Linked DNA regions of Mus musculus: all the other regions are linked to region 1. The links are chromatin loops, found by intact Hi-C in ENCODE. Cell type or tissue: heart. All regions are shown on one strand.

Region 1 (8,000 bases):
TCAAATCAGTTATTGGTTGGTTATTCCCACAAGTTTTGCGCCACCACTACACCAGCATAACTTGCAGGCAGGCCACCATTGTAAATCAATGGGTCTGTGGCTGGGCTGGTGTTTATATTTCTTTTGGTAGCATGCAGAGTACCTTCCTTTACACTAGAACATTGGGGTGAAGACTCTGTAGGCACCAGCTTGATTTCTCCATGTTCAATGAGTTCCCTAGGTGTTGTCCTCAGCAATTCGTGGAGAACAATACATAGTCTTAATAGCAAGCCGAGGTGGTTTGCTGACTTCCAGGGGACCCCTTTGACCAACCACTCAATTAGATGAACTGGAAATTTTATTTGATATCGAAAGATAGCCAGTTTGGGGTACTGTCTTTGCTATTATTTGGAGATTTTATTTAGAGCACTTTCTTTTTTGTTTTGTTTTGTGTTTTTGTTTTTCGAGACAGGGTTTCTCTGTGTAGCCCTGGCTGCCCTGGAATGCACTCTGTAGACCAGGCTGGCCTTGAACTCAGAAATCCACCTGCCTCTGCCTCCCAACTGCTGGGACTAAAGGCATCTGCCACCAAGCCCAGATTCAGTTTCTAATATATGTCTATATTAGGTTTCTAATTTATTAGAATTCCAGAATACCCTTCAAATGGCCCTTCAGTTTAGCTGTCTCCTCCCATATTCCTTCCTCATCTCCCTCTCCTCTTTCCCTCCCTACTCGATACTCCTTTTCCTCTGAGATCTATCTGTTCCCTCTAGTTCCTTTATTTATTCACAACTTCTGTGATATTATATAGATTGTAGTGTCATTGGCATTGACTTAGCTACTCTTCACATATCAGTGAATATATACCACATTTCTCTTTCGGGCTTACTTCACTCACGATGGTTTTTACCTAGACCCATCCTTTACCATCATTTCATTATTTCATTTTTTTTAAAGTTGGAATATTCCATTATGGATATGTTGCACATTTCATTATCCATTTTTCTGGTGAGGCACATCTAGGTTCTTTGCAGTTCCTGGCTATTGTAAATAGAGGAGCAATGAATATAGATAAGCAAGTGTCTCTATGGTAGGATGAAGCAACGTTTGGGTCTATTTCCAAGAGTGATATGGCTGGATCCTGAAGTAGATCAATTCCCATCTTCTTGAGGAGCTACCACACTGATTTCCAAAACGGCTGTACAAGTTTGTGCACCTGTACAAATCACAGGTATAATCAAAGGTTATCATTGGTTGTTCCGAATCTAGGTAATACTTGCCAACAAAGGTACAGAGCATTTCCAATGCTACATTTGTGAGTTGGGCTGATGTTATTAAAGAATGGTTCTGACATGGCTTTTTTTTTTTTACAAGAATAAGAGTTATGAAAGACATCATGGTGATTTATCATGTGATATCATGATAGATATTAAATACAATGAACTACGGGAGAAAGAACAGGATGTGTGCAGATGTAGAAAGGAGTGAGGGAGCTGTTGAAACTTGTCGGGCAGAGGTGTACAAATTAAGAAGACAAATGACTTAAGGAACAAGAGTGTTGGGTAGACATCAGTGACTGGGAATTTGGAACCAGTGTTCCATCTTTGGATGTCTTATTCTGTCCGGGTTTACAGTTGAAGGTAGAAGGATACTGCAGACACAGAGCCCTCTGATGTTCCTCCTCTACAAGAAAGTACAGAAAGAAGTGTCACTGTGCCTTGACCCCAAGCTTTGTTCTCGGCTAACAATGCCTCCACCTGTACAGGGCTGAAGTATCCTGGAAAGAGAGCTGAACTTCCTTCCCAAAGAGCATTATGAAAAACATTGAACTTGTACCTAATAGGTTTCTCTGCCAACAAAATGAACCAATTCAAGTCAAATCAAAAGTATAAATCGTTAGCACAGCTCTAGGCTCTGCCCAACAGTTACCTTGCAACAGTTTGCATCTATGCTCACCAGGTATGATCCAGGAGCTAGGCATATAAGAAGACCTCTTCCCTCTCCTTCCCACATGTCTCCTGTTGGACAGCTGGACCCTTTCTCCCTTTCTCGCTCTTCTTTCTTTCTGTCCTTCTCTATCCCCCCACTTTTTCTGCCTGTACTCCTTTTCCAGGCCCCCTTCCTTTCCCCCAATAAACTTCCTCTTATACTAAGCTGTTTCCTCAGCGGGAACACCTCACCTCGGCCGGCTGAGTTGCTCCTTCCTGCCTGATCACTGCCACCTGTTTATAAAAAACAACATAAAGGCAGGCTTATTAAAAGGCAGCAGTCTGGCGAGTTGGCCAATCTATCAGGTGGAGGTCAGTAAAGTCATTCGCCCAGGATAAAGCAAGGAGGTTTTATAGTTTTGGGCCGTGTGGTGATGAAACATGGGATTATGCCCATATAAGGTTAAAAAAAAGAAAAAAGAAAAAAAAAAAAAAAAAAAAAAGCTGAGCGCCCAGGCAGGCACTCCCAGGTGGGTAGCGGGAATCAGGAAGATGATGACCTGTTAGGCTGTAGTTTCCTTTGAGGGGTCAGGGAGCTTTTTCTGTGTGGTAGGATGGGGAAGGAGGGCACATAGGGTTTTGTAGCTGGGGGGTGTGTGGGGGGGGGGTGTGTCGGGGGGTGATGAGCACGGGTTCCAGCCTAACAACACTAAAGTAAGGAGATCATTTTCTGCGGAGAGGGAATATGGTCTGGCTTGAGAAGATCCTTTTAGTCAGTGTGTGAGTTTACTGAAAAAAAAAAAAAAAAACCGGGAAAGACAAAAGCCGTGAAATCAACCCGGTTCTCATCACAGTAACCCCAGGAAGAAATAGCCCTGTGGAGAGGTGGAAGGAAATGGGAGGTTCGCATATGCTGAGAGGCTTAGATTACAGGAGCCAGCAAGTGACTGCCATCTTTGGCTAGGTCAACTGGATGGACGGAGATTCTTTTGCTAAGATGGAGACTGTATGAGGAGGTTTGGGGAAGACTAGAAGCTCTGTTTTAGATATGTCAACGTTTTTGAGGCCTTTAAGAAGCCCAGACAGAAGCGCCACGGGTGCAGTTTTGAAGATGCATAGCTAGTATTACTGATGAACAATAAAGAAGGTTTTGAAAAATTTTATTTGTAATCCAACATATATCTACTCTCATTTCCCCAGAGTCTCTTTGAAGTATTTGTTTTTAAGATTTACTTATTATGTATACAGCTTTCTGCCTGCATGTATACCTTGCAGGCCAGAAGAGGGCACCAGATCTCATTACAGATGGTTGTGAGCCACCATGCGTTTGCTGGGAATTGAACTCAGGACCTCAGGAAGAGCAGACCTCTTAACCTCTGAGCCGTATCTCCAGCCCCTCCCCCAGATTCTCTGATGCTGTAGTAATGAATACATTTTTGTGTACTCCTTCCATTTAAATTGTTATAAACGTTTTCCCATTGTCATGCAGGTAAAACAACTATGTTTAAAATCTGCAGCTTTTGTTTTGTTTTGTTGAAACAGGTTCTCACTGTCTAGTCCTGTCTGGCCCAGAATTCTTTGCTGACCAGGCTATCTTGGAACTCATTAGAGATCCGCCTAGTTCTGCCTCTGAAGTGTTCTTATTAGACATGTGTGACGCCATACCCGGCACGTTTTTGTTTTTTTTATACAGAGATGGTTTTTTAATTTTTATTTTTTTCCTTTAAAGACAAAGGGACCAGAGTACCTGCCTCCGTAGTAATGACACCTCCCTGTGACAATCCTCTGCATAAACTACGCTTTCTCCTCCTGACCAGGAGAGGGCGCGCGCCACGTCGAGCTCAGACAGAGGTGCCTCTCCCTTGTCTTCCTCTGGCCGTCCTCCTGACCTTCCTCCCGGAAGTGCTCCTGCGGCTCCGGTTGCCGGCGTGACTTTGAGCTCTTCCCGCTCTGCTGCCGGCGCTGAGCACAACCGATCACCTCAGAGCAGGAGCCTTGGAAGTGGCTGTTCCAGGCTTGCCATGCGGCTGCTGCGGGTCGCCGCAGCCCTGGGGCGTGGACCGTTCCCTCGGGTCCCTGCAGTCCTGGGCTGGCAGGGGAAGCAGGTACTGGTGCCAGAGAACCTTCCAGAGCAGGGCAGGTTGGCGACACCTTTCCTTACCTGGGGTCTTGAGCAGCGATTTCCCGAGCCCCGTAAGCCCTTGGGTATCCGCATGCCAGCTCGGCCTTGCGACCCGCAGCTCTGCGCCGGGGTCCCTCCCTTCCTGATGATCTACCTTAAAGAGAAGTGCCCCGAGTGAAGGTCAGATGAAAGTTAGTGTCCCCGGGGCTCGAATCCCGGATTTCGGACTCGTTATCCAGTGGTCCTCTTACTACTGGGTGTGGTTGGATGCTCTCTGAACGTGTGGGTTCTATTCAACATCCCGGTACTCTTCTCTGGCCAAGTTTCCCAGTCAGGTGTATAGATTAAACTTTGTAAGTCTTTGGAGTGAGGTACTCAGAGCAGGGAAGCCGTTGGTAGATGTGACCTCTTACCTGTCATGGATACCTCGTTTGCTTTGCTACCAAGTGTTCCTGTGGTTTAACCATCCAAGCGCTTGTCAGCTGTCTTCTTTGACATGTGCCCAGTTTCCCTCTACCCAGAAGTGTTTGCCAAGCGTTTGGGTGTGCAGTTTTGTTTTGATTCAACAAATACATCCCCCTCCACCCCCCACTGTAAAGCTGACAGGAACACCACCACCCCAAAAGGCACTTCCTTGTTTTCGTTCAGATGAAATTGGAAACCTTTTTGGAGTTGTCTTGTGGCTGTTAGTTGGGTAGACCCATATGCCCCTTGCTAGCTGTGAATTACAGGACGGGAGAAGACAGAGAACCTAAGGTACAATTCAATCTAAAACTTGTATCTCTTGTTAAAGTGGCCATTGAGAGGTATAGCTCTGACTATTATGGTAGTGTGTATTTAAAAGTTAGCAGTGTGGATCAGCCAGCCATAAGGGTAGTTGTCAAGTGTGACAGCCTGAGTGTCAGTCTTGGGACCCACACAGTGGAGGGGTGAAAACGTAGCCCATGACTGCTCTTCCAGAGGAAGAGTTGAATGCCCAAAACTCACATCTTTGTTCGGAACCATCCATAACTCCAGCTCTAGGCGATGTGACCTTTCCAGCACCAGGCGTGCACGTGGTGCAGAGATATATATGCAAGCAAAACACATATACACGAACCTTTAAAAGTCTCAAGTTTAAAACTAACATTTAGAAGCAGTAGTTGTGCTTCTTTTATGAGTATTATTCAGAATTAAATCCAGGGCTCCTTAGATAATACGGAGGTTGAGAACCTTGCTTTGAGGATGAGAAAACAAGTCCGTAGTTCAGGTTTTAACTGTGATCTCGTATAATAGGTGTGCTAAACTGAGCTTTTAAAACTGTTTCTCAGGCTGATTGGAAGACCCGCCGATGGTGTTCGTCAGGGCCAGTTCCCAATGAAAAAATACGGAACATTGGGATCTCAGCTCACATTGATTCTGGGAAGACGACGCTAACAGAACGGGTGCTATACTACACTGGCAGGATTGCCACGATGCACGAGGTGTGTGCTTAGCGGTTGATTCCAGAGCGATTCAGAAATCGATTTTAATTCTACTGTTGTTATAGTTTCATAAGTTTCAGAAAACCTTGTTTTAGGATGAAAACTGGTCGGGTGCAGGGCAGTGGTTCTCTACTTTCCTAATGCTGCGAGCATTTAGCATAGCCTCATGTTGTGGTGACCACCAACCATAAAATTATATTTGTTGCTACTTCATAACTGAATGGTAATATACATATCTGTGTTTTCCAATGTTCTTGGGCAACCCTTATGAAAGGGTCGTTCCACCTCAGAGGGGTTGCAACCCACAGGATGGGAACCACTGCCACAGAGGCTCCTTAGCCAAAGTCAGATGGACAAAGAGGAGAGGTCAAGCTGGCTTGAGATGTGACTGTGTATTCACAACCCCTCTAGAAGTGAGTGATGGCTGTGAACATCCTGGGTTGATGCTGAGATGGCATGACAGACCCTTATACAGCTGTCACAACAGTCTTACGCATGTCAATGAAGGATCCATGTTTATAATGTTAAATGGAAAGTGAATCTCAAAAGGTGCTGTCCATGTCAAAACAAAACACACAGCTTTCATCTTAAAGGAAATCAGAGTTTTTATCTGGAGCCATTTTGAGTATGGCTCAGAAACACAGGTTGTCCCAAATTTAATGTTCTACCATGCAAGCAGTTTCATGATGTTCTAATTTTATAGAACAAAGAAAGTCAGAGATCAAGGCAGGTTTAAAATGCATTGGTGGGCACACCAGAGAGGCAAGGACAATGAGATGGGAAACTATTCTATAGGCCCAAGACGACATTCTTAGCTTTAGGACTGGCAGACGCTAGTGTCCTGCTAAGTTAATCGCGTCTAAGAGGTTTTAGTGTATTCTCATGAGGTGTTATTTCAGATACACGGTTGGGCAAGGCACAGCCCAGCACAGGGTAAGTAGCCCCTGAACCTGCATGATTCCAATTCTCCCCAGTAGGAAATTCTGATGGGTCCATCATACTCTGCAGATAGACTCCTTCCAGGAGGTCTGCAGTCACAGCCAGACATGGCTTCTTTTCAGGAAGTTTCATCCACAGCACTGAATACAAGTTCTACAAAAACCTACCAGAAAAGCATTGTTTAAAATGTTGGCACTCGAAGATACTGCCAAACCACTGAGTGACTTAACGCCCGCTCAGGCTGTTCTTCAGCCGAAGGGCATCCGCCAAACCATATCCTTTAGAAGCTAAACACTCCCATTTTGTGCTCACAGTCTGAGGAGAGCCGCAGAGAGGTCTGCTGCCTGAATATCATGAGTTCGTAGACTCTGAAACGCCAGCAGCCAGCAGTTCAGGGGAAGCAGATGGTGGTCCCCAAGTGCTTGTCAGCTGCCAACAAGGAAGAACTGAGTATGGGAGCCGAGACAGGAAACAAGAGTTTTATGAAATGATACGGTTATAGGATTAGGCTCATCTCACACTTGCATACGTTAGCTTTGATTTCTGGTTCTGTTTCAGTCAAGATTTCTTTCTGGGATGAGAGAAAAATGTGAGTTCTTGTGTTCATGTTTAGGTGAAAGGTAAAGATGGAGTTGGCGCTGTCATGGATTCCATGGAGCTGGAGAGGCAGCGAGGGATCACGATCCAGTCAGCAGCTACGTATACCATGTGGAAAGACATCAATATCAACATCATAGACACGCCAGGTAAGTGGGCCCTTTGCTTTGTGTTTTCTTGAAGCAAAAGTATATGTAATTCTTTTTACTACCATGATCCAGTTCATCTTTGAGGATCAGATTTTAAAAGTGCAAAACTGAATTCCTACCAGATTTGGGACTTAAAGCACTTTGTTTGTATGTTGCTTCTTTGAAAAATAACACTAAGAAAGTAAGAAGAGCTCTCCCGTTGCCATAGCTCCCCCTAATGTCCTTTAGAAGTAATCCTGTTGAGCCTTGAACCCGATACACAAGATTGAAGACATGAGGAATCTACGTCACAGTTTAAAGATGCGACAGACAACACAGGACACTGTGAGAAGTGTCCTGTGTTGTCTGTCTTTGCCAGCTTGACATGCTGTCATATTGTCTGCAGATGTGTCTGTCAGGCATTTTATTGATTGCTAATTGATAGAGGCCAAACCTACTGGGGCGTAACTTCCCCACCCCCACTCCCTGGCCTGCATGCAGGTGAACCTACCTGAGATATAAAAAAGTGAGCTGAGAAGGCAGTAAGCGGCCCCTGTGGTTTCTGCCTTAGTTCCTACACTGGTTTCCCTCGTGATGGACTGTAACCTTTGAGCCAAGTGTGAAGTCTTTCCTTCCCAAATTGCTTTTGGTCATGATGTTTTATCAAAGAAATAGGAAACTAAATACAGAACTAGGTACAGGTTGTAGATCCTGCTGTGACATCCCTGACCATGTTGGTTTTGGAGAGGGTTGGGAAAGGACTTTGGAATTTTGAACTGAGAAAGTCGTTGAGTGCTTAGAACTTAATAGGCTATTGTGGGTGCTTAGAAAGTAGGAATGCTGA
Region 2 (8,000 bases), 140 kb after region 1:
ACCTGTGATAGCTGGGTACTCTTGAGTAAATAAAAACAAACATCAAAAATAAAACACTTTGGAGGAATCACAAAAGTGTTCTCAAAAGTTTATTACAAAACAGTGTAAGATTGTTAAAATAGTAGAAATGCCTATTAATGAGATTGACAGACAAGAAATAAACCGTGCTATTTGTAGTTTACTGAATTTTGACAAGTGCACCTCAACAACACCAATGGGAGAAAGCAGACTTTTCAACAAATTGTTCTGGGTAAACTGAACATACAGTGCCACAATATTAAGCTCAGATTCTCTTCCTATACACAGTAACCGACTCAGGCTGGGTAGGGAGGTTTGTTCTTAACAGCACTAAGGAGGCAAAGGCAGGCAGATCTCGGCGAGTTTGAGGCCAGCTTAGTCTATAAGGTGAGTTCCAGGACAGCTATGGCTGTGTTCTGGTGGGAGGGGAAATCATGCAATTTGTGGGAGTTGGTTTTCTTCTGGGGATGGAACTCAGATTTGGTGGCAAGTGCCCTCTCTCCCTGATCCATTCTGCAAGTCCCATGGCCACCTTTCTCCTTTAATCAATAGTGCTTTAGAAATCTGGTCAAAGACCAGTTTTGTTTGTTTGTTGTTTGTTGTTGTAAGGTTCTGTTAGGAGAAGGACTGCAAGCCCCTGTAATAGCACTGACATTCTCTAAGATGGTGGAGAGTGGTTCGCGGAGGTAAAGACAGCAGAGAGATCTCTCTCTGTGCTTATATGGATCTTTCATCCAAAGACAGAAATGCCAAGCTGTTAGTATTACAGATGTTGAAATCACATGATTATGGTTTTAGTCACCCCACCACAGAATTTGCTCTTGATTTAGATAATTTGAGTTATTAAGGCAAGGCTACCACACCCTTGGTGAGGCCATGCTCAACCAGGCTCCCTCCTGAAGCATGGGAGCCCTGAGCATCTCAAGATACGCTCAACCCTTGGGAGGTCCTGCCTTGTTCTTCTACTGAGCATGTGCATTTTATTTAAAGACTTTAAAACTAAAATAGGATTACATATTTTCCCCTCTGCCACCCATCCCTTGTTGAATGTGTGGGTTTTCAAAGACAACGGTTATCCTAAAACAAGCCAACCTAGAGGACTGTAGCCGAGAAAGTAGTCCTAGAGTGACATCCACTGGCCACAGGACCTTAGTGACAGGGTGACAGTGTCAGGACTCCAATAAGCATTTCAGGAATGCTCCAAAGATCTGAGCATGTCCATCCCAGACTGAATGATTTCCACTTTAAAAAAACTTTCAGCTATTATTGTCGGGGGGGGGGGGCGAAGACAGAGGCTGATGGCTCCCTGGGGCTCCCTGGCTGGCTAGCCTTGCCTACTTGGCAAATTTCCAGCCAGTAAAAGACTCTATTTAAGTCAGGCAGTGGTGGTTCTTGCCTTTGATCCTAGGAGAGGGAAATGGGGAGAGGCAGAGGCAGAGGCAGAGGCAGAGGCAGAGGCAGAGGCAGAGGCAGAGGCAGAGGCAGAGGCAGAGGCAGAGGCAGAGGCAGAGGCAGAGGCAGAGGCAGAGGCAGAGGCAGAGGCAGAGGCAGAGGCAGAGGCAGAGGCAGAGGCAGAGGCAGAGGCAGAGGCAGAGGCAGAGGCAGAGGCAGAGGCAGATCTCTGTGAGTTTGAGGATAGCCTAGCCTACAGAGTGAGTTCCAGTACAGCCAAAGAAGGCTACACAGAGAGAAAGCCTGTCTTAACAAAATAAAAGAAAACCAACCAGCAAACCAAACAAACAAGCAAAACAGACACACACACACACACACACACACACACACACACACACACACACACACAAAGATGCCTGAAAACTGTGAAGAATGTGACAGCCAGAGTGGTCTCTGGAGTTTATGTTCACGTGCACATATGTGTATCTTCACACCCAAACATTTACATGTGTGCACTTAATCTGTTATCAGTCATTACAGACATTCTCTACTTCTGGAAACATATACCGCATGTGCATTACAGATTAGCAAACGTCCAAAAGCATCACACTTTCTTCCTTTAGAGTGTGGGAAAACAGAGGTTTTCTTTGAACTTGTCATAGGTGTAGGGTTTTAATTTCATAACTTGTTAGTATGTGGAGTAGCTGCTTGAGCAGTTTAGGTTCCCACCAACGGCGTGAAAGGCTCCTTTCCCACCCCCTCACTTGCATCTGCTGTCATTGTTATCTCATTAAAAACACCTTCTTTTTTAATTCGATGGATATGTGTGTATGTTGGGGGGGTGTTTGCACGAGTTCAGCATCCCCAGAGGGCATCAGAGTCCCTGCAGCTGCCATTACAAGGGGTTGTGAGCTGCCAGTCTTGGAAACTGAACTTTGGTCCACTGAAAGAGCAGCATACTCTCTTAACTTCGGAGCCATTTCTCCAGCCCAGTTGATGTTGGTGATAACCTCCCAGACTGGAACCCAAAGCGCACAACCTTGAGTGTCAGTCCTCACCTCGAGCCACTACTCTTGACCACTAATGTGTGAGCCAGGCCAGCTGCCTGAGAGCTCCTGCGACTCTGTCTTTGCCTCACATCTTGCCTTAGTAATGCTGGAATGACAGATGTGCACATCACATGGGTTATATGAAGGCAAACTAAGTTCCCTATGTTTGTGTGGCACTTTAGCCGCTCAGCCATTTCACTGGCCCAGTGGAATCTTGATGTAATTTTAGTTTTCATTTTCCTGATGGCTAAAGTGTTGACCTTTTATTTAGGGATTACTTGCTGGGCATTTTGGCTTGTTCTGAGAATCGCCTGTTCTATTACTTTGTTCATTTATTGATTTGGCTGTTTGTGTGTGGGTGCTTTATTTTTTCCAGTTTAAAAAATATACATTCTGAATACTAATTCCGTGTGATCTAAATATCTCGCAAAGATTTATGTCCCCCATTCTTGGGCTCAGCATTACGGTGATTGTTCCATAGAAGCTGTTTTATTTCATGTGACCTCATTTGCTAATATTTGAAATTAATTCTTGAGTGAATTGAAGTCCTATTTTAAAAATCACTATGTATGGAATGCTTCCCATATATGTTCCTCTAGTGGTTTCAAGGTCTTAAAGGTTTCTAATCTATTGAATTATTTCCATACAGGGAAAGAGATAGGAATCTAATTTCAATATTATGCATCTGGCTGTCCAGCTTACCCACCACTGTCTGTTAGAGGGACTCTCTTTTCTCCAACATGTTCTGGGCCCATTGTGTAGGCGCAGGAGTCTGCAGCTAAGTGGGCTTATTTATAGGTTTTCTAGCTTATTGGTCTACCTCTCTGCTTTTGTTCCAGTACCATGCTAAAATGGTGATTTTCATAACACAAAATGCTGCAGCACTTCCAACAAGAAAATTTGGCAATATTTAGCAAAGTTCATTTTTTACTCTAATGCATGAATCCCTCCTTAGCCTAAAAAAAAAAAAGCCCACAATTCCTTCAGATAATAGAACAGTTATCGTACTCAAGATTATTGCAAAACATATTTTGTAATAACAGAACCCTGGAGATGTGCCAACTGCATCGCAATTCGGGACAAATGTGTTTGATGATATGGGATGGGGTGGAAGAATATGGAAAGGTGTATAAGCTGGTAAGAGTGAGGGAAACCTCTGTGAAATCTTATAGAACATTTCTCAATAGAAGTTAGGTAGACAACTGATACTGCTGCTTTTGGACAGGGCTTGATATACAGCCCTGCCTGGCTTTGAAATGTTGCTCCTCACCCCTCTCCTTTTTAAAGGCCTAAAGCAGGAACCAATTACGATGTTTAGCTTTGAAGCTTGGGGGAGGAATGGTGGAGGTGAGAACCGAACCGGACCGAACCGAAGGCTTCTCAGGTCAAGCAGATCACCAGCCTTTCTGACATGCTCGACAAACCAGGTCACTTAATGTGTACATATGCTGAAATACGTACAGATCAGAGGGTGATAACCGTGCGTGTGGGGTTAGGAGGGGGAGGAGTTGAACCATACGTAACTCTGCACTGTTGCAATTCTTATATTCTGACAAAACCATGCTAAGGGAGGAGACATTTATTTTGGCTCACAGTTTGAAGGGATGCAGTCTGTCATGGCAAGGAAGGCATGGTGTCTGCAGTGGTTAGCCAGACACTGGCAGCTTCTCATGATAAGAGCAAGGGACCCTAAATAGTCACCACCTTTAAGGTTTTCCCCAGTCATTAGCTTCTGCTACTAGGCTACACAGCCCAAACACTCTATGAAATGTCACAGAACCAAAGTTCATTTTTTTTACTCTAATGCATGAATTCCTCCTTAGCCAAAAAAAAAAAAATCACATTTTTTTTTTTTTTTAAGGAGTGGGTGGCAGCAGTGGACCAGGGGCTAGCGAGTCCCTTGTGCTCATCTGCTGATGGGCGCATGCTGGATTTAAAGCCGGGCGGGCGTCATTTCTGAATAGTCCCTCTCTGTCTCTCTGTTCTGACAAGCTGTGTTGGCACCACTTGGGGAATGTCCCAGTTGTAAAATATGCTCTGTAGAGGAGTGTTCCTATCTCCTAATGCTGACATTCCAGTGGCATTAAAAATAACCTTCTCATCCCAGAGGTCTGTGTTTGTGCGCGCGTGCGCGCGCGGGTGTGAAAGCCTGTGTTGTGAAGCTATACTCCTGCTTAGTAGCCTTTTGGCCAGCGAGGAAGGTGGAGCCCCTCCCTTTGGATGTCTTTCCTGCGCCATCTACTGGCAGAGGTGAACATTGTACCGTTGGCAAAGGAACACAACATTTTAGGCAGCTTGGGAAAGGGTAATGTTGGGAGCAGACAGTAAATCCAAAATCCACGTGGAGCGTGGTTATTGATACTCAACATAGCTGTTCCTGAATCAGGTTTGTCCTCCTTTTCAGTTTGTGATTCACAAATATAAATGCACCGTTATTATTGCTTGATTTATAATGATGCATTTCTGTTACTCAGCTAAAAGGCTTCTTTAAAAACTTTCCAGTTAGGGTTTGGCAAAATGTCTTAAAGAGTAGAGGGACTTGCTGTCAAGCACGACGACCTGGGATTCATCGCCAGAACACACACGCTGGAAGAAGAGAACCGACTTCTGCAAACTGTCACCCTACCACACACTCATTTATAAATAAGTGCATAAAGCAACTGTAAACATTCAAATAGAACCATTCATGATAACCTGTTTTTCTGATTCTCTCATCCCTTATAGGGGAGGAAAAATACAATGTGTTTACTTTCTGCAGTTGACTTTAATGCAGACTTCCATGCATGTGGGCGGGGAGACCAGCAGATAGCCATATAGTTAACACACAGATAGATGCATGCAAAACAGGAGAGAAAACAAATCCTAGTGGATGGGAAGGGGGCCATGGACACAGAACAGTCATAAAAGGCATTTGAAAAGTAGATTTATTAAAATAAATTTATATTTACTTATTAAAATAAATTTATTAATATAAGTTTGGTCATTTGTGTTAGATATTGAGTGTGCTATTTTATCCCCAGCATGATATATGGGGATGTGAAATACTCCCTACAGGCTTATGTGTCTGAAGACTTCATCCCCAGTTTGTTGGCATTGTTTTGGTTCTGTGACATTTCATAGAGTGTTTGGGCTGTGTGGCCTAGTAGCAGAAGTTAATGACTGGGGAAAACCTTAAAGGTGGTGACTATTTAGGGTCCCTTGCTCTTATCATGAGAAGCTGCCGGTGTCTGGCTAACCACTGCAGACACCATGCCTTCCTTGCCATGACAGACTGCATCCCTTCAAACTGTGAGCCAAAATAAATGTCTCCTCCCATAGCATGGTTTTGTCAGACATCTGGTCATACAATAAGGAAAGTAACTAACACGGTACCTGTTTTTATTCCCAACATGCCAGCCTTTCTGGTCTTCAGGACAAACCAATTGTGTATCTTCCAAGGTAGATAACTTCCCTCTCTTCCTCTTAAAACCTTTTTTCTTTTTTTGGGAAATGTTATGCATGCATGTTTTGCCTGCATGTATGTATTGTACCACATGCATACCTGGTGCTGGTAGAGGAAGAGGGCACTGGATCCCTGGAACTGGAGTTACAGAACAGATGGTTGTAAGCCATGATGTGCATGCTGGGAACTGACCCTAGGTCCTGTTCAAGAGCGGCAAGTGATCTTAACAACTGGTCCACCTCCCTGCCACTCTCCCTTCACCAGCTTTTCAAACTAGATAAGAGGAACATGCTGCCACTCTGGCGGTCTCTGCATTATAAACATATATTCCGCCATACATATTAATCCCACGTACGTTACACAAGTTTCTGTTGCTGTGAGAGATTCAGCTGGGCAGAGGAACAGTCTCTGGGACATCTTTCATGGCTGATTTGCTCTGTCACATTGCAGTTTGTGATGAGGCTGAAACACTGTGGTGGGACAGAGTGGTAGAGGAGAGCGGCTCATCTTGTGGTGGCCAAATGTCAGGGGAGAGGGAAGGATGTGGGGGAGGGGGGGAGAAGGGAAGAGAGCAGAGGGGTCTGGGGCTCGATGTATTCCCAAGGGCAGTACCCCAGGTAGACACTCCCTTAACTATGTCCGTGCTGTTTCCCCTGTATATCTTTCCCTGCAAAATTCACAATTCCATTTATCTTAAAGACTGAATACATTTCCATCTGATGTATGTACATTTTATTCACTCATTCACTCATTGATAGGCATCTAGGCTTTTTCCAGCTATTGTAAATAGAGCAACAGTAAATGTGGATGTATAAGCAGCTCTGGGTGTGCTGAGTTAGATTCTTTAGGACATGTGTCTAAGACTGCTATAGTTGGATCACGGGGTAGTTCTAGTTTTATTTTAAAAATTCCCATATTGGTCTCCATAAAAATCTTTGCATATTGATGCACTCCAGCAGCTCATCGATGGGGTAGGTGTTGGGGTGCGCTGATTCAAAGCCCTGGATCTGGGCCTGAGAGGTATCTGAGCTGGTCAGCCTGCTCACACTCTCAAGCCTTTGGGGTTGACTCACAAGTAGCCTCCACAACCAGAACCAGTTTTATCCTGTTGTCCAGGCAAGGTGCAGGACCAGCTCTCCTGGGTGCTGAAGCCAGGAAGGGACAAGGCTAGTTCTTCCACTCTCAAGATCCTTGGATAGCTTTCCTACCTGCCATAGGTGGTGAGGGCAAAAAGGAGGGGAAGGGACCACACAGCAGACAAGAGGCAGGACTGCCTCTCCCATGCTCAGGCCCACAGACCAGTTTGCCCATTCTCCCGACACTAGGGTCAGTTCTATTGTGCTGTCCAGGCAAGATGCAGGGCCTACTCCTGAGTGCTGCAGCTGGTGAGGGGCGGGACCAGTTCTGCTCTCATGACGTGCCCGCTCTACCTGTCGGGAGCCATTTTGCCTGCTTCTATCAGGCAGGGTCAAGGCAGGCCAGGGTCGGCTGGCAGATTTCCTGGCCTGTTGATGAATGAAATGATAAGGGGATATACTTGAAACTCAAGGCGAGGGGCTGGATGTCCTGCTAATCTTGGAGGAAAGAACAAGGAGGCCTCTGGATGGGTATAAATATCTAGTGTACATCAGCCATTGTCTATGCTGGCTTGTGACTTTGTTTCCCACAATACTATAAAGTATGTAAAGGTTATGAGAAACACATTTGGGGCTGGCACAGTATAGACCTGCAGCCCTCCCGATCTCTAACCCTTGTCTCTGAGTCTTCCTTTTCTATAATCCTCTCACTCTCCCCTCAGATGACAGGGACTCTGCCACAGACGGGACTCTGCCACAGACGGGACTCAGTGGGTCCTCCTCAATCCGTGCGAATCAAGGCCTCGACCAGATGGGCATAGAATCGGAGGGTGACAAACAGAGATGACATGAGAGAGTGTGTTGTCACAAAGTGAACACCAGTCTTATATAATACAGAAAACAAAGGGGTAGGATGTCACAGCAGGCAAAGTACATTGAAGTATCTGACACAAAACAGAGGAATGACTTGAAAAGGACTTGAAAGAACCAGGTAATATTTACAATAAAGATAAAACAGCCCTG
Region 3 (8,000 bases), 450 kb before region 1:
TTTTTAAAAAAAGAGTGTGCCACAAAAAGGAGATGCATCAAGTAAACCCTGGATATGATCTTCTTAAATAACTTGCCAACTTTTCAAATCAGTGTGACAGATTTTTTTTAAATTCAAATAAGGCTCCAATAATACAGTTTCCACAATACAGCATATTGATTGATTCACAAATTAATGTTTAAAAAAACCATGAAAGGAAAATATTACTTCAGAGCCTTTTTCTGGTAAGTTTTTGAAATCAAGTGCCACAGTCAATGTAAATCTTCAAAAATCCTCCTGATATTGAGTATAATAGAAGGGTGGATTTCATGCCAGGGTGGCATCCTTTGTGTGACTCACATGGCCTGAGGCTTCTTGACTCTTTTTTCCCCCCTAGAAGAGTTGGAATGGAGATACTATTACTCACGGCTGCAATAATTATCACGGTTTTAAGGGGTTGCGGAGTCTCTAGAGAGCTCAGCACAGGCTGCAAAGCAGAACAGGCTTAAAAAGGGAAGGCTCTAGGATTGACGTCGTGATGACCAAGGCGGCCTATTATTATTTTTTCTCTGTCCACTTTACTGCTCTGTTTTTTCCCCCTGATCCTATTACAAGATGCGGGGAAGCCCCATAAGAATTGTGCATAGTTCCTTACAGATGGTGGTCTCTCCGCCCAGAGACCCAGGGAGTATCTGTTACAGCGATACTTTGTAACAGCTGCAGATGTTCTAGCCTAAAACTGCTCCATGTGTTCAAACAAATAATGACCATCATTTTCTCCCAATTTTATTATTTGAGCGGAAATACAATCTGAAACGTTTAAATTTGTTCCCTATAAAGCTGGAAGGATATGTATGTGTGTTTATAATTCCTCCTTTAGATTATCCTCAACCCCACCAATAATGAAAAAAGCTGCAGTTCTGACCCCAAGTGATATTCTGAAGGCCAGGCTTTGCAAACATCAATAATACGATGTGTATGTTGTTTTAAAATGGAGTTTTCATGGGTTCAGGTTCTTTGCGTTGGTTAAGTGGAGGAACAAAGGGTGGGCAAACATATTCTATGCCCTCTGTTTCTCGCTCAGTTAGAGACCGATCCGCTAGCAGTACACTGTAAATTTTTGCACTTAACAGATGCTAATTTTCTTTATAGTCTGTACATCCATAAACCTAATTGGTATATCCGTTTGGCAAACCTAGACCCTCAACGAAACCCAACTCCAGAGAGCAAAATACTCGTTGTAACTTTTAAGGCTTCAGAGATAAAACGTTTTCTATGGCATTTTTTTTAAGGCTTATAAAAGTAGGCCCATTAGGATTAAACCACATTAAAGACAGCGAGGGGCTAGGGGGGTGTGGTTAATAGAAACTCTGGGAGCAAGCCCAGCACAGCTTTCTTTTTCAGCGAACATATGTTGGCTTAGGAGTGAAAGGGGCTACGGGATCAAAACCCATTTTAGAAAATAAGATCTTTAGAAAAGATGTCCCCCCCCTTTTTTTTTCATCTCACACCAGACACCTGCAGCTTCCCCGCAAACATTAGGTATAGCACTCTGACTTTCAGGACCCAGCCTCCACCTCCTCGCAATGGGGGTACCTGTACTCGGGCCTCAGAGAGCCCCAGTCGCTGGCTCAATTCCTCGCGCATGAAAGCGTCTGGATAGTGGGTCTCATCGAAAAGCCTCTCCAGCTCGTTGAGTTGTTCCAGGGTAAAATTGGTCCGACTTCGCCTCTGCTTGATTTTGGTCTGGCCTTCGTCCTCCATCCCTTTCGCATCGTCTTTGCGATCCTTCAGTTCAGGGGACACTGAAGAGGGCACCACGGAAGGACCACACGTGCGTCGGAGCACGCACCACCACACACACACACACACACACACACACACACGAACAAAAAAAAAAAAAAAAAGCAAGACAGTCTCATTACCAGATTTTTCCAGAAGGCTAGAGACTCCTAAACCCTGGGAGCGCGGGATCCCTGTGAAGACCTGGAGAGAGGATGGGGTCTCTGAGACCCGCAAAGTCTCGTCTGTATAGCTGCCTGGGGACAAGGTGGGCACGCGGCTACCCAACTCAACTGGGGTCTTAGCTTACCCTCTCACTACCTGTTCCCTTCCCTTCTGTCAACACCAAATGCATTCCTGACCCTATGGCACTCACTGACCCACGCACTCACGGAAATCAAAAGCGCTGCGCGGGCCTCTCCCAGAGCCCGGTCTCGGTTAAAGGGCGCGGCAAGGCCACGCGATGGCCTCGCACGCCAGCTATCCCCAGAGGGCTGTTCCGCTGTCCCGCCAGCCTCTGCTGCCTCTGGCCCTTTGCCTCCCGCAAACTTGCTGGTCTAATTTAGGAACAACTGGGCCCGCTGAAAGGTTGCAGCAGGAAAACGAGATTCTGGTACAGCGCTGCGCCGAAAGCCACGTCCCCGGGTACCCAAGGGCTCGGACCAGACCCCTACGGATGGTTCCATCAGCAACTAGGCAGTCCCTGTGCTCCCTGCCAGACTCGGGTCGGATTGGCACAGGCAACCACGCCATGTTGGCGGCCTGGATGACTGGCCGCCCACGCTGGGCCAGAAGGGTAGAGGCGGCAAATCAGACAGACTCTGGTGGTCAGCAAAACCCACCGCTGCATCTGTCCTCTCCTTCTCCCTCCCCGGTGGAAACCAAGGATCGACCCTAAAGGCTTAAACCCACTGAGATCAACAGGTTCAAGCAGAACATTCCTCGGTTTCTATTGGCTGTTCAAAACCTTTTCATGCATCCAGCCGCTCGGATGTTTAATAAAATATGCATTTTCCCCCTCACATTCGTTGCTACTTTGCTGTCCTTCCATGTAAAAGATAGGAGCTCTGGCAGTGTGAGCAAATAGAGCCACACGAGGGGTGGTATATATGTATGTCAAAAGGCAATGATGAGGACAGTCAAAGTCAGGCCCATATCAATACAAGGTCCACCCAACCTTCATCCTCTGCATGATTTGGAGATGGATGTCCACTGTCAAAGCTAAGTTTAGATAGTAGAGGCTGTTTTTGATTCCTCCCAACCCAGGAACCGGATCAACACAGAGGGGAAAAAATTAAGTCGAAAGAGCCAAGCTACAAAGAAATTAACACTTGCCCAGAGCTTGGAAATCAACAACCCCAGCAACTGGCTCACCCAGGCTTGCCAGGGCTATGTAACCCGAGTCTCAGAGCTATGAACCTTGAAGGGTTACTCTGGGGGCCCCTTTATCATTTTACCCTATCACGTTCTAAATTTAGGGGAACACGGCCGGCCGGGATCTCGGTGAAGGCAAAGCGCCCCATCTTGCCCCAGCTTGGCATTCTATACAGTAACCTTATTTATTGCCTGTATTTCTGCTTCTCAGAGTTCATTTTGTGGACGTTTGTTCTTCCTCCGGGAAGGAAGTAGATAAGGTCACAGCAAACATTAGGGGTCAATTTAATAGAAAACATTACTAGGACAATCTCACTAACATCTTAGTAAAATTTAAACAGGAACATATATTCTTCAGATGGGAAGGTGGACTGGCTTTGTCTGTTGTCACCCCCAGAGTGGATTCCCCTCAAAGTTTAGGGGCTTCAAAGGAAAACAAATCCAAATTTCAAGTTGATTAATAGACTTAATATAATGTCTCTTTCGCCCCCAACTTTCCACTTAATGGCCTAAACAGGAACAGACCGTGTTATAAACAAGTTAATTGCTTGCTTAAATTTGTGATTCTACGCATGCCACATATTTTCTTAATTGGAAAAATATGGCAGCACACCAGTTACTGCAGTACCGAGTGCCAAATTAATTTTTAACTTTGAGTTGATGGACGCTTCACCGGTTAGATAAAGCCTTTTTCTAACACTGCTCTCTCCAAAAGTCTCTCTCTCTCTCTCTCTCTCTCTCTCTCTCTCTCTCTCTCTCTCTCTCTCTCCATCTCTTTCTCTCTCTCTCCTAAAGTACTGCACGATTCTAGCCAGTAAAGAAATTGTGTATGTAGTGTCCTCGTCGTCGTCCCCCACCCTCTACTCCTCAATTCCTCCACCGAGAGGGAATCACCTTGGCCTGGACCTTTGGCTGGCTCCTACCTTAACTGTTCAGTAAGAATGTGAAGTTTGGTCCCCAAGATCCGGAGATTTGGGGGCTTTGCAGAGTTACAGTGGTTTTGATGGCAAATCTAAAGAAGGGCAATGTCGTGTGGCTCTCCTCTTTCTCTCCCCTCCCCTTCTCTCCTTTAGGCTTAGGAAAGGGGTTCTGGCAAACTCGGGACTACGGGCTAGTTACAACCGGCCTCCTAGTGAGCCCCTGCCGCACCCCTTCTCGCCGCGGGCCACACAAACTTCGCCGTCCCGCAGCGCGGCCCCATCCTCCCGCTCGCGAAAAACATATTTCGGTGCAACCGGAGCGACAGAGAAGGGTGCGCGAAACCCCACGCCCTCCCCCACGCGAGGACCCCACCCACGACGGAGCAGTCTGGCCTCCTACCCCTCCACTATCCCGGTATCTCCCAAAGCTGGGGTCCAGGGCCCTCTGCGATGCCGCCCTCCTCCCGCTCGGGTCCCGGGTCCTCTCCCGCCCCGAGGATAAGGGAAGGCAGTAAGGGGAACCGCGGCCGGGGGCAGGCCGTTACCCTCCGTCAGCCGCGGGCTGCCGGGCTCCCTGCTCCGCTCCGCGGCTCCCATGTCCAGCTCCCGGACGGGAGAGCGCCCTCCTCCAGCTCCTCCGCCTGCTCCTCCTCCTCCAGCACCTCCTCCGCCTCCTCCGCCTCCGCCTCCGCCTCCTCCCGCGCCGCCGCCTCCGCCGGCCGCCCGGACTGCCGGGCTGCTGCGGTCGTCGCGGCCCGGCTCGACGCAACCGGGCTCTTTGGCCCCGCGCAGCGGCCCGCTCTCTAGCACCTCCCGGTACGTGATGGCCTCCTTCTTCTCCTTCACTTTCTGGTCAAAAGACTTGGAGACGAACGCCGTAAGTTCTTCCATCGCGGCCGCTGCCGCCGCCGGTCAACCTCGCGCTCAAGCTCTCCCTGCCGAGCCCCGCTCTTTTTTTCCTCCTTCTTTTTTTACTGCTCCAGCCCCCCCAATAATAACACATCAATGGGGCAGGGGGATGGGGGAGGAGAGGGAGGAGGAGGAAGAAGAAAAAGAGGAGAAGAAAGAAGAGGAGAAGTAGAAGGAGAAAAAGAAGTAAGAGGAGGAGGAGGACGAGGAGGAGGAGGAGGAAGGAGGGGGTAAAGGGGGAGAGGGGGGAGGAGGGAAGGGGCGGGGGCCGCCAGAGGGAAATGGGAACTGATGCTTCCCTGCCGGAGTGCGCGTGTTCAATGTTAAGATCTTTGACAATTCTTCCTGCGGAGAGTTCAGATCTGATAGCGACGCAGCTCTTGAAGTCTCACTATTTATACTTCCTAAAGGCGGGCCTCTTGTTCTGAGTAAATTACCTCCCCTCGCAACTCCTAGTGAACCCCTTCGCGGGTAGCAGGAGCGCCACTACCTGGGGTGGGGAGGAGAGGGAGTGGGGACGAGAGAGAGAGAGAGAGAGAGAGAGAGAGAGAGAGAGAGAGAGAGAGAGAGAGAGAGAGAGAGAGAGAATATGAATATGAATATTGAGGATGGAGGATCCAGGCTGGAGTCCACCGGGCTGGAGAGGGAGGGCAAGCAGGGGACCAGAGGGGGCGGGGAGAGGAGGCAGGTCCTCAGCGGTCGGGTTTTCTGATAGCCTCGGCCGCTGGTGCTCTTGGCCATTAATCCAGGATTGACAAGAATCCCTAATTAATTTAATTAAGCGTGGATTTTGCGTTGGTGTCACGACTTAGTAAAACACTGGGGAACTGGATAGACTTCTCGGAGGCGGGGCCAAGAGGAAACTGACAAGTGCATTGCAATCAGAGTCAGTGGGTATCCTCAGAGAGTACCCGACCCTACAGCCTCGCTCTGGGTGGGCATCCCAACTGCTCGACCCTACAATGATGACCCCTGGTCTCTGGCCCAGTATCGGGCTCTCTATGGTTAATAGGCCTAGCAACCATTCCAGTATTCCGTTCCTGCACCCTTTCTTGCTCCAAGCCGCTGCAGCTGCACAGCGGTGCATCCGGTCTTCACGCGCCTGCTGCGAATGGGGCTTCATTGCAGCACCTCGGAAGGCTTCACCTCCTTTTAGGATCTTCCGAACGCGCAGCCAGCCTCACTGAGTACTGGTCCCTGTAATTCACTCTACTACTTTGGAGTCAAAGCTGACTCCCATAAAGACACATCCCGCTAGAAGGGGTTGGTCGATTTAACTTGTTTCCTGAGCAGCTGTTCTCTGCCAGATTCGGTCTTAAGGTATTTTCTTACAGCCCGGTCAGGCGCAGTTCCATTTCGATTTTCTCTATGAGGTCTAAGGGTTCTTACTCCTTTTCCTAACAACTCCCTGCACCCTGCCCTTAATTATTTAGCATCTTGGGGGGCATTCTAGTTCGATTTCCTAATTCTGAAAAACAAAAGATGACTACTTTTTGAGTTCTGCGGAAAAAATTACCGATGTTGCTTGTCGCTCGACTAATTTTTGTTTACCGTGGACTGTGAAAAAAAGACTCACTCTTTGGAGGGGGGAAAACAACTCTCTTTCTGATTTATAACTTAAAAACTGTATATTTGACAATTATTTTATAAAAACTCTTAATTATATGGGGGGGGGGGACATGACTGTCTCCTCTAAGCCACGGCTTGCTGTGTGATTTGTAGCTATGCAAATACTTATTTGCTCACACAAAAGAATGTTTACATATGAAATGTTACATTTACTTGAATATGTAAACAAATATACCTCTTTAAGTGGCAGTTTGGGGGGGCATTTTCAGTATACTGAATATTAATGAGTTTTGTTTGATGTTAAAAGATAATGTTTTCGTTCTCTTGGATCCAGTACTCAGTAAAAATGAAAGCAGTTACAGGCCATTAATATGTATATCTTCTACTTATTGATTAGAACAACAAAACACACTTAGCCAATAATTTCAGAAGTTCTACCCAAACAACCTAAAACATTGGTAAAGAGAACACAGAATTGTGGTACATAATGTATTCTCAGTCGAGAATTTAAGTGTAATTTAAGACGTTCCATAACTTCTTGTAATACTAACTACATTGCACATTTAAAGGACATGAAAATAAAGCTTATTAGAAATGTTGCTTTACTTTTTCTTTGACATTATCCTTCCTTCTAGAAACATTTCCCACCCTGCTTTTAGGACAAAGGCATACCTTTACATGGTTAACAGCGATTGCATTAAACATTTAGGTATTATTGAAGTACATGAACTCTTGCTTTTATTATTTCACAAGACTCAAAACCTTACTGCTTCCTAACTTCTATGAATTTAGGAGCAATGTCACATTGAGCATCGGTCTGCTATCTGTAACACTGTAATTCCGGAGAATAATCACAGAATTTTACTCTTTTGTGAAACTGTTTAAAAAAGATCATTTAGTAATGGGATCCACTAAGTTGACATGGTGTTTCAGTAGCTTTCAACCTCTATGACGAAATACATATTCGTAAACACCTCCCAAATAGCCCCTGCTAGAAGCCTGGTAAGAGATCAGGAGACCCCCAGACGCTTCTTCATCCTTTTAACCACAGGACTTAAATACAAACGCTTATGCCATCTTCTGTACTAGAAGGATGACCACTTTAAAGGTAACCAGAGAAAGATCAGGCATGACTATCCTGTAATTTGAACCAATAGATTTCTCTATTATTTCATCTTCTTGACTCATTCTAACTATAGGGGTGGTAGATGAAGCAATGATAAATCTCCAGTGTCTGACTCCCATTTGTGTAAAGGAAGTTTAATTTAAAATTTTTATTAGCATATAATTGTATGGTTTTCTTTATGAACTTTTCACATATGGAAACATACACCTCTTCTGTTAGCCTCTTATATCCCCCCCCCCATTCCCTTCCTCGCCATCCCCAATAGTCCCTCTTTTAGGAAGTTTCAGTTTTAAGAAATTAAAAGTTTGGAAATTGTATTAATAAAAGCTATGAAGTATGAT

What was found. A loop is a pair of places that touch in the nucleus more often than their neighbours do. Peaks named below come from ENCODE experiments on the same cell type or tissue, not always from the same donor. Only the 100,000 strongest peaks of a DNase experiment are listed, where the experiment ranks them.
Region 2: a loop joins it to region 1, with 3 times the contacts of the local background. A loop is called at or near these places in 12 of 42 quality-filtered maps.
Region 3: a loop joins it to region 1, with 2.7 times the contacts of the local background. A loop is called at or near these places in 2 of 42 quality-filtered maps.

The regions. Positions count from the first base shown.
Region 1 is chr3:67,426,311-67,434,310 of GRCm38, forward strand. Gfm1 (G elongation factor, mitochondrial 1) reads left to right here and starts at 3,805. Exons shown (of 18, transcript NM_138591.2): 1 at 3,805-4,012; 2 at 5,340-5,492; 3 at 7,045-7,177. The coding sequence starts at 3,929. In heart, CTCF peaks have their summits at 3,146 (motif pointing right) and 3,725 (motif pointing right); a DNase peak (open chromatin) is centred at 3,771; H3K4me3 peaks cover 1,510 bases; H3K27ac peaks cover 736 bases.
Region 2 is chr3:67,563,786-67,571,785 of GRCm38, forward strand. No RefSeq gene overlaps it. Among named protein-coding and RNA genes, the nearest start is that of Gm25919, 5.5 kb to the right of the region's middle. In heart, CTCF peaks have their summits at 1,152 (motif pointing left) and 4,707 (motif pointing left); a DNase peak (open chromatin) is centred at 4,596; H3K4me3 peaks cover 301 bases; H3K27me3 peaks cover 1,222 bases.
Region 3 is chr3:66,976,611-66,984,610 of GRCm38, forward strand. It overlaps Shox2 (short stature homeobox 2), which reads right to left and starts at 5,161. Exons shown (of 5, transcript NM_001302357.1): 1 at 4,601-5,161; 2 at 1,576-1,784. The coding sequence starts at 4,946. It also overlaps a transcript of Rsrc1 not described here. In heart, no CTCF peak of the experiment used is centred here; DNase peaks (open chromatin) are centred at 2,401 and 4,651; H3K4me3 peaks cover 4,478 bases; H3K27ac peaks cover 1,140 bases; H3K27me3 peaks cover 5,871 bases.